Regions from separate parts of the Homo sapiens genome. Here regions 2 and 3 are each linked to region 1. Evidence: chromatin contacts called from ENCODE Hi-C or POLR2A ChIA-PET data. All regions are on one chromosome and are shown on one strand. The core of a region is the stretch at or near the end of the contact, and the rest is flanking DNA. Distances in the headings are between cores, read along the strand shown. Region 1 has its middle 18 kb from the start of MIR4453. Region 2 overlaps TMEM131L (transmembrane 131 like). Region 3 has its middle 58 kb from the start of LINC03074.

The links. Hi-C counts contacts between places; a loop is a spot of excess contacts on that map. ChIA-PET counts read pairs that join two places held with the same protein, here RNA polymerase II (POLR2A). Pooled maps may share reads with other maps.
Region 2: a map with no recorded cell type shows a loop between it and region 1 (5-fold over the local background). The contact joins two enhancer-like sites. A Hi-C loop is called at or near these places in 9 of 37 single-sample maps with no recorded cell type and 3 of 50 pooled maps.
Region 3: a loop to region 1 is called in a pooled map, with 4 times the contacts of the local background. The contact joins two enhancer-like sites. A Hi-C loop is called at or near these places in 1 of 168 maps with a recorded cell type or tissue (HepG2) and 1 of 50 pooled maps. POLR2A ChIA-PET finds 5 or more read pairs at or near these places in 1 of 52 experiments (H1).

The regions. Positions count from the first base shown.
Region 1 is chr4:152,552,834-152,555,985 of GRCh38, forward strand. No RefSeq gene overlaps it. Among named protein-coding and RNA genes, the nearest start is that of MIR4453, 18 kb to the left of the region's middle. RefSeq lists an enhancer at 1,812-1,961. Within about 2 kb of position 1,523, at least 5 of the 41 ENCODE cell types and tissues checked have a DNase peak (open chromatin) inside an H3K27ac peak, as active enhancers do.
Region 2 is chr4:153,486,674-153,489,825 of GRCh38, forward strand. The region is part of intron 3 of TMEM131L (transmembrane 131 like); the gene reads left to right. Among named protein-coding and RNA genes, the nearest start is that of TMEM131L, 22 kb to the left of the region's middle. RefSeq lists enhancers at 870-919, 930-979, 1,130-1,249, 1,350-1,419, 1,600-1,769 and 2 more. Within about 2 kb of position 1,503, at least 28 of the 41 ENCODE cell types and tissues checked have a DNase peak (open chromatin) inside an H3K27ac peak, as active enhancers do.
Region 3 is chr4:152,012,751-152,015,902 of GRCh38, forward strand. No RefSeq gene overlaps it. Among named protein-coding and RNA genes, the nearest start is that of LINC03074, 58 kb to the left of the region's middle. RefSeq lists an enhancer at 1,643-1,802. Within about 2 kb of position 1,666, at least 2 of the 41 ENCODE cell types and tissues checked have a DNase peak (open chromatin) inside an H3K27ac peak, as active enhancers do.

The sequences.
Region 1 (3,152 bases), core at 273-2,772:
GTCTGAGCAACATGGCAAAACCCCATTTCTACAAAAAATACAAAACTTAGCTGGGCACGGTAGTGCATGCCTGTAGTCCCAACTGCTCAGAGGGCTGAGGTGGGAGGATCGCTTGAGCCCAGCAAGTCAAGACTGCAGTGAGCTGAGATTGTGCCACTGCACTCCAGCCTGGGTGACAGAGTGAAACCGTGTCTCAAAAAAAAAAAATGCATTCTTACTTCTAATCTCTTTGAACTTGCTGACCTCTTCTTCATCTCTCTTCTAAGAAGTTCCAGCATCTCCATCTGATCATTATTTTCAAGTTTCAAGGAGCTGTTTCTGCAATGTATTAGGTACAGTTCTGGGCATTCTACCAGGATAGTGAGTCCCGTGTCACTGAATAATACACCTGTATTAACAAACTGTCCACTATTCAGTCTTATATTCTGCCCTCCCTGATTTGGCACCTTTAAGATTCATTTCCAGGAGAGTTCTCCCACTTCCTGCTAGTACCTATTTGCCAGGTTTTGCAGTGCTTTTGGTGAATAACCCCTTTCTTCACATAACAGTATTTCCTCGCTTGGCTCATAATAAGATTTCTCATTATTGGTCTAGAAGAAATGAAGAGAGGTAGGGATGGATCTTAGAGACAAGCATCATCCTGCAAGGCATTTGCCCTTGCTACGTGAGGCCTTGGCATAGTCTCCGAGCACCAGAAGTCTGATTTCTCCTAGCAAGGAGAAAGGCTCCAGAGTATTCTCACTCTCAGTTTTAAGAGGAATCTGGGGTTTTAAGGTCCTTGAGCCCATCTACCCAAATATCTCCATCGGAACTCTCAGGGCCCCTCTCCTTTTTCAGGTCCCTTGCTTTAGCATTAGAAATTTGGGGGCTGGGCACAGTGGCTCATACCTGTAATCCAAACACTTTAGGAGGCTGAGGTGGGTGGACTGCTTGAGCCAGGAGTTGGAGACTAGCTTGGGAAACATGGTGAAACCTCGTCTCTATGAAAAAAAAAAAAAATCAGCTGAGCATGGTGGTGCATGCCTATAGTCCCAGCTACTTGGAGGCCTGAGGTGAGAGTAGATAGATCACTTGAGCCCAGGAGGTTGAGGCTGCAGTGAGGCATGTTCGCACCACTGCTCTCCAGCCTAGGTGGCAAAGTGAGACCCTGAAAAAAAAGAAAGAAAGAAAGAAAGAAAGAAAGAAAGAAAGAAAGAAAGAAAGAAAGAGAAAGAAAGAGAGCGAGAGAGAGAGAGAGAAAGAAAGAAAGAAAGAGAAAGAAAGAAAAAGAAAGAAAGAAGGAAAGAAAGAAGAAAAGAAAGAGAAAGAAAGAAAGCTGGTGGGCTGTGAACTCAGTCTCCTTTTTAGCTCTGTTGTATTTAAGATCAAACTTGGGGTCTTATTCTTCAGCTCATTCTACCCTCTGTCTACAGATGAGACTCCCTTTAAATGATGCCATGAAAGATTTCTGGCTTTTAACCCATGCTCTAAGTCAATGATTACCTCACCTGAGCCTGCTATTTCCTTCCTTTGTGGCTTCTCTAGCAGTTAACAACAAGCAACCAGCTCCACAGTTCTCATAATTATCATTGTCCCTGTATCTTTCAGTTCAAGAGCTACTCTATCAGCCAGTGCATTTCCCCGCCACCTACACACTACCGCAGTTAATCACAGGCAAGACTCTTAGTAATAGTGATGCTATAGCACTCCAGAGATCATCACTGCCCCACTTACTAACAGTGATGGGGTTTTTGTTGACCTGCTCTTTGTTGGCCAGCAAGTGACCCAATGCTAGAATCTCATTCTGAGGGTCTTCTGCCTTGGGCCATTCCTAAGACTTCCTGACTTAGGCTAGGTTCCTCCAAAACTAAGGATTTGAGTACAAGTGGTATGTTTGAAGTGTAAAATGTACCAGGAAGAACTAGTAGAGTAGTGAAGACTTGAGCCAGCAAAGGAAAGAGGCCAGCAGAATATTTAATCGCCAAGTTACCCACTGAGAACAATTGGGGCTCAGTCCCACCAAAAACCTCTGGGAGATGTGGAATACACATCAAAATTTTCCCACCCAGCGGGGGGCAGGAAAGCTGGGGTGTTTGTCTTTCAACTCCCATTTGCCCTTGGGTAAGAGCTGTTCCCCCAGCATGGACCTGCCACAGAGACAGAAAGAAGCCCTTGGGCCACAGGCAGAGAGTCACAGATGCTTCCAGTAACACTGGCTTATACTAGATCATCCCAAAGGACCTGGGGGATGTGGGCAGGGCACTGATGGCTGTCAGCTATACATGTTCCAATGACTTCCTGTCTAAAATAGCTTCATCACCTTTCCTCATCATTGCCCGTCCTCTTCAGCTGCTTTCTTTTACTTCTACCTGTCATTCTATTATATTTCTATTTCTTTTCTTTGTCTTTCTTTCTCTCTTTTTTTTTTTTTTTTTTTCTGAGACAGGGTCTGGCGCTGTTGCCCAGGCTGGAGCGCAGTGCAGTGGTGTGATCTTGGCTCACTGCAACATCTGCTTCCTGAGCTCAAGCAATCCTCCCACCTCAGCCTCCTGAGTAGCTGGAACCACAGGTGCGCACCACCATGCCTGGCTAATTTTTTGTATTTGTGGTAGAGACAAGGTTTCACCATGTTGCCCAGGCTGGTCTCAAACTCCTGACCTCAAGTAATCCACTTGCCTTGGCCTCCCAAAGAGCTGGGATTATAGGCGTGAGCCACCGCGCCTAGCCAATATTTATATTTATTTTCTTATCTGTCTCTCCACTTCCACTAGAATATAGGCCAGGGACTTCATCTGATTTATTTGCCACTATAATACATCCTTATACCCAGAACAGTGCCTAAGACATAGTATGGACACAAAAAAAATTTAGAACGAATGAGTGAATGAAAAAAAGTGATATTTGCAATATAGTTTGAAAACAGCCTCTGTGACTAGGAAGTTAGGAAGGAGAAGGAAATTATTAGAATTTGAGAAGAGAGGTTAATTGAGTGGAGCCATAAGAAGCAAATATGAATTTGTCAAGGGAATCAAACATGAAAAAGTTGTTCCATTCAAAAACTTTTCGGTTTCAATTGCCTAAGAAGAAAACAGCTAATGCATCGAGAAGAAATAACAGAATGTTTAAAATCAATCCTTTTTTAAAACAAACAAACAAACAAACAAACAATGGAA
Region 2 (3,152 bases), core at 253-2,752, 930 kb after region 1:
GGTTAAAAGAACCCCTGGCTACTTTCTCAGAAGTACTCCCCAGCAGACTTCCCCTTCACATCTTACAGGTGGGTCTGCACTCACCTTGAACCACTCACCCACCCACGCCTGTGGAGTGGTGGAACCACGTGATCAGCTCTGTCCTGCAGGGTTTAGTCATAGGGAGCACAACCCGGCTTTGCCTAAGTGGGAGGAAGGGAATGGGCAGTGGGAAGGCCGACAGCAGTGTGTGCTATGCTGAGTGCTATGCTGGGCCACCTGAGCTCAGCGAGAAATGAGCGGTCTAGGGCAGTGTTTCTCGAAGCCTGGTCCAGGGACCTAAATCAGCATCGCTTGGGAACTCGCTAGACTGGCCGGTTCTCAGACCCCACCCCAGACCTGGTGTGAATCAGAAGCTCTAGGGGAGGAGCCCAGAGATCTGTTTTAACAAGCCCTCCAGGTGGCTCTGATGCACGCTCAAGTTTGAAAACCATTGGCCCAGGGTGAGGCAGCTCAGGGACCATGTTACAAAATATACTTTTTGTGGAGGATTAAATAATGAGAGGTAGAAATAGTCTTGTAGGTAAAACAGTGGGTGGAAATTGGGAGATGGTTGCTTTTCAGCCTGACTTACCACCACTGGCCCAGGATTTTATCAAACCTAGAATCCGTACGTATTCTCTTCATAGGGTATGGAGTGTTAGCTGGTGGATCGAGTGTGTCCGAAGAAGTTCTGCTGCAATGATGCACATGGGGGTGGGGTTCCAGGCTGAGCTTTGGTGTCCACCTATCAGGGTCTCATATGTCCTGGCATGCCTGGTAAATAGGTGGGTTAGGCCATTGCAGGTCAGCTTCCAGGGGAGGACTGAGGAACCTTCTGAGGGAGAATTCATTCATTATAAGGGAAGTAAGTTTGGCAGAAAACCTTGGCCCAGTAACAGAAAGTCTCAGTTGTTGGATGGGAGTGGCCACTCACAGCACAGGGTGGTATGTGTATTCAGATCTGTCTCCTGGCCCAGGCCCCTGTGGAGCTGCACAGGCGTGTGTGTGTGTGTGTGTGTGTGTGTGAGAGAGAGAGAGAGAGAGACACCCTCGTGGGCCTGTGGCTGAGCTGTATGTGTGTGTGTGGGAGTGTGCGAGAGAGAGGAGCCAGGGACAAGGAGAGAGACCCTTGTGGGCCTGTGGCTGAGGTGTATGTGTGTGAGAGAGAGTGAGAGAGACAAAGAGACAGACAGACTCTGGTGGGCCTGTGGCTGAGATGTGTGTTTGTGAGTGCGAGAGAGCAGACAGGGACAAAGAGAGAGACCTTTGTGGGCCTGTGGCTGGTTGTGTGTGTTTGTGTATGTATGAGAGACAAGAGAGACTCTTGTGAGCCTATGACTGAGGGGTGTGTGTGTGTATGTGTGCATGTTGAGAGAGACCCTGGTGAGCCTGTGGCTGAGTTTTGTGTGCGTGTGTGTGTGTGAGAGAGAGACCGAGACCGTTGTGGGTTTGTGGCTGAGTTTTGTGTGAGAGAGAGAGACCCTGTGGGCCTGTGGCTGAGTTGTGTGTAAGAGAGAATGAGGGTGCGTGAGTGCACCAGTGTGAGTGGGGTTGTTGGGGCATGAGGAAGGATATTACTTAAGGCAAAACTGAAAGAAGTGTTCTAAAAATTCTGTGAGAAACTGGGGTGGGCGGAAGCAGCACGGGGCACTGCCCACCCCAAGGGGACTTCCACACCCCGTCCTGCAGCTGGAGGGCCAGGGCTGCCTGTGGGAGGAGTGGGGACCGGGCCCTGGTGAGGGCAGGGCCCAGAGGAGGCAGCCGGGAACTTGGAGAGAAGGAACAAAATTGGGACAAGGGCCTGGGCCTGGGATAGCCCAGCCTGTTGTGTGCCACTTACAGGGGAGAAGGGCCTCCCCAGCCACACAGCAACCCGGGGATTCCCTGCGGCTCTGTTGTGGTGGAGTGGGAGCATTTGCCAGCTGAGGGGGCTGGATGGAGTAGGGCAACAGGAAGCAACTCAAGTTCAAGTGTGGTGTATTAATTTCCCAGGGCTGTCTAACGAAGTGCCACAAACTGCGCGGCTTTAGAACAACAGAATTGTATTCTCTCCTCACAGTCCGGTGGCTGGAAGTCCTCTGTCAAGCCGGCAGGGCCACGCTGCCTCTGAAACCCTCGGGGAGTCCGCCCTCGCCTTTTCCTAGCTTCTGCGGGCTCGCCGGCAGCCTGTGGGGTTTCTTGGCTTGCAGCTGCGGCACTCCAGTCTCTTGTCGCACAGCGCTCTCCCTGGGTGTCTCCGTGCTTTCACGTGGCTGTCGTATAAGGACACCAGTTATATTGAAGCAGGGGCCCACCCTACTCCAGTCCAGCCTCATCTGGACTAATTGCATCTGCACCAACCCTGTTTCCAAGTCAGGTCACATTCTGAGGTACTGGGGTTAGGACTTTGACATATCATGTTGGGGTTGGTGGAGACACAGTTTAACCCATAACACATAGTCCCCAGCGAGACTCGTCTGTGAGCCCTTGTGAATGTCCCTCACTTGTTTTCCTTGCCCTCCCCCAACACCAGGGCTCCTGAGAAACGCCTTTTTGGTATTGGGCTGGTGATGTGTGAAGCGATCCACTGTGAAGCTTCCTTCCTGAGAGCTGCACAGACCAGTCTACGGCAGCTTTGGACTCCTGGGCTCCAGCCGCAGCTGCAAAACCCACGCAGTTTCTTCCCAGCTCATTGAACCTGGCCTTTTGGTTGAATGGATTTTATTTCTGAATTATTTCTTTGTGTATCTGTAGGAGCACGTCCAAGGAAAATTCTTTATTTTCACAAGATTGTGAGCACTGGGGAGAAGTATTTTTTTCTTGAGACAGAGTCTCACTCTCTCACTCAGGCTGGAGTGCGGTGGTACGATCTCAGTTCACTGCAACCTCTGCCTTCCAGGTTCAAGCGATTCTCCTGCCTCGGCCCCCTGAGTAGCTGGGGTTACAGGCATGTACCACCATGCCCGGCTAATTTTTGTATTTTTAGTAGAGACGGGGTTTCACCATGTTGGTCAGGCTGGTCTCAAACTCCTGACCTCATGGTCCACCCACCTTGGCCTCCCAAAGTGCTGAAATTACAGGTGTGAGCCACTGCGCCTGGCCCAATTTTTTTTTTTTCTTGCGGAAAATAAGTGGGCAGATTTAATAATGAG
Region 3 (3,152 bases), core at 416-2,915, 540 kb before region 1:
CATGGCGGGGATCTAGGTTGCACATTCCTTATGAGAATCTAATGCCTGATAATCTGAAGTGGAACAGTTTCATCCCCAAACTATCTCCCAATTCCTGCCTACTATCTATGGAAAAATTGTCTTCCATGAAACTGGTCCCTGGTGGCAAAAAGGTTGGGGACTTCTGGGTTAAGTAATGGGCCCAAGGACACACACCAGCAAAGTGCAAAAATTAGTATTTCAATACAGTTTTTCCTATCACCTTCTTATATGACATCTTGGGACCACTTAGCCCATTAAAAACTTTGGGCCATAAAATTATGAATAATCCAATGTCTTTGAAATTGCCTTTGCAAAGATTATGACAGAGAGAGAAGTCTAGCATGACTGACTCCATCTTGCTTCTAGCCTCACAGGCTGGCTGTCTTTGCTCATTCCTAGGCATAGACCAAGCTAACCATAGGGGGAATTTAGTTTGCTGTTTAACTTTGAAGCAAGGATGATAATAGTCCCACGTAAAACTGACTTCTTCCTGTTCAGAGGCTGGAAACACCTTTGTAAGACTAATGAAAGGCCACAAGATTAGGATTATGGGAGGAGCTCAAATTCTGCTAAAAGGTAGGTATATTTCTATAACCTCTTACTGCTCAGGAGTCACGCAGCTAGGGGACACAAGATTTGTGACTTCTCCAATTGCTCCTACAGATGACATCACTATTGTAGAACCTAAGATTGGTCTTTTGAGATGTTTTCCTGGCTGACCCACCCGGACTCATGACTTATCATGATTCAACCCATCCTGTTGCTCCCAACCCAAGGGTGGATTCAGCTCATGGGGACCACGTTCCATATTCCTATGATTGCATCCCCAACCAATCCACAGCACCCACTCCCTAGTCCCCTGCACACCACACTGTCTTTGAAAAACCCTAATCTCCAAGCCTCTGGGGAAACTGATTTGAGCAAAAACCCCATCTCCTGTGTGGCTGGCCTCCTGTCAATAAAACTCTTTCTGTACTGTGATACCACGGTCTCAGTCACCTGCTTTTTTCTGTGCAGAGGGAAAGAAGAACCCATCAGCAATTATATCGTCTCCCTCAAGGCAAGTAAAATCTGAGAGATGGAGATAGAAAATCCAGGAATGGCTACTGAATTAAGAAGGAGCAAGAAAGGACAAAACAAGTGTTTTTAGGAAGGTGGCAACACCTCCGGTTGGTCTAAAGGATCTATGGGGAAGCAGCTGCAGACCCAGTTCACTGCTCCAGGGTCCTGCCACAGCCATAAGTCTAGAAATGACCCAGATCCTCAAACAGAGTTTTCCTGTGTCCCAGGAAGAGTTGCCCACTGGCCAGTTTCCTCACCTTCAGCTCATCAGGCAAAGCGGGGAAGAAGGCAGGCTGGAGTGCCTGGAAAGGACAGAGAGGAGGCATCCAGGTGGAGGGAGAAGAGATCCTTACAGGTAAAAGAGACGCATGGTTGGGCTGGGTGCCAGAGTTGATTTCCCCTCCTCTCTCCACACTAGGAACTGGTAATTGAGCACACATGTCTTTGTGTGAAGGGCTCCCAAATTGAAGTGATAGTGACACCCTCAAACCCTGAAGAAGAGCATAGGGGAGTAACTACTGCACCCTTATCTCTGCCCCCAGCTGGGAGGCTGATGGATACTATTAAACGGAGCCTCTGTAAGTGGCATTTGTGGTGGCAGGGGCGGGGCTGGGGGTTGGAGAGAGAAAGAAAGAGAAAGAGAAACAGAGAGAAGCAGACTGGGAAGTGCTTGCTGCTTTCCTTCTCAAAATAGTCCAGGTGGGAGGGGTGATAACTGAGAAATGCAAATGCATGATTTGGAGGATTTCATGGCTGTTGCCCAAGATAGTGCAGGGTGGGTGCCACCTGAAGACCAGGGCCTAAAACGCTCTTGGTTGCTACCTTAGATGCAAGAATTCAGACCTATGTCTCTAAATTAGAATAATTGCATTAATGCAGTCTCCTCCCTCAGGCTCCTCTTTAGGTTTCTAACACAGCACTGGAAGAGAATTCAGGAATAAAAGATGTGAGCTCAAGTCTTTATCAGCTATATGACCTTAGGAACTCCTCTTAACAACCTCTTTAGTCTAGATTGCTCATCAGCAACTTCACAGGGCCATTACTAAAAAACAAGCACCAGTGAAGCTGAAAGCATTTTGCACACTGTAGAATGTCACATGAATAGTGTTTATTTGTTACAACCAAGGTCTAGCCTTGGGAGGTCTAAAACACCACAGCCCAGTTTAACTGGATAGCAAGATCTTGCCCAAGCCCTCTGGCTTCCTTGTAACTAACTCTTGGGGTCCAGTGCAAAGTCCAGGAGGCCTTGGATGTCCTCTGTAGCATTCACGGGGCTCTGCTAGGGAAAAGCCAATGAACTTACTCCCAAGAGGCCAACAGGTAGCTAACAGGGGGACCTTGAAAGTGCTGCCCCCTATGCGGGTGCTCTGCTAACAAGGCCCTCTCAGGCATGAGGCCCGGGAGGGAAGTGGTGGTGTTCCTGCAGCCAGGCAAGGCAGAGCGGAACATGCAACATCATTCAAGGAGGCCCTGAGTTCTTCTCTGCCAAGGAGAGGGCCTGGCCCTGCACTTGTTTTAGGAAATGGGGCTGTTCAGTTTTATACCTACCACTTTCCTCACTCTAGGACCAACTAGAGAGACAGGACATCATCAGGCACCATCTTGACATCTCTGCTGGCCTCGGCAGGTAGGTTAGGGCACAGACCAGCATTCCTCATCACCAGTCATGGCAACCGGCTTCACATGCACTCTCCTCTGTGTGAAAGTGCCTGTGTGCTTCTCTGAGAGCTTAACTCCCAGCAGTGGGGATCCTGACGCCCTGTGCTCCCGCCCTCAGCCTTCTTCAGTGGCCCCGGGTTCCTGAGATGCAAAATGCCCATGCACAGCCAACCCTGTGCCCTTGGTCCTTTCCTTCTGGGCACACTCACTGTGCTCCCTACACCTCCTTGTTGGCCATACCCCACCCAGCTGCTCCTTTGTGTTTTTCCTTCCTCTCCTACTAAAACCTAGTATATGGAAAGAAGATGATGTCATTGATTATACTGAGACATAGATCTTATGTTCCTTTTCAGATTTCCTTGGCTGCAGCCTCCTACTCCTCTTCCTCCTCCGTCTCTTTCTCTTTTTGT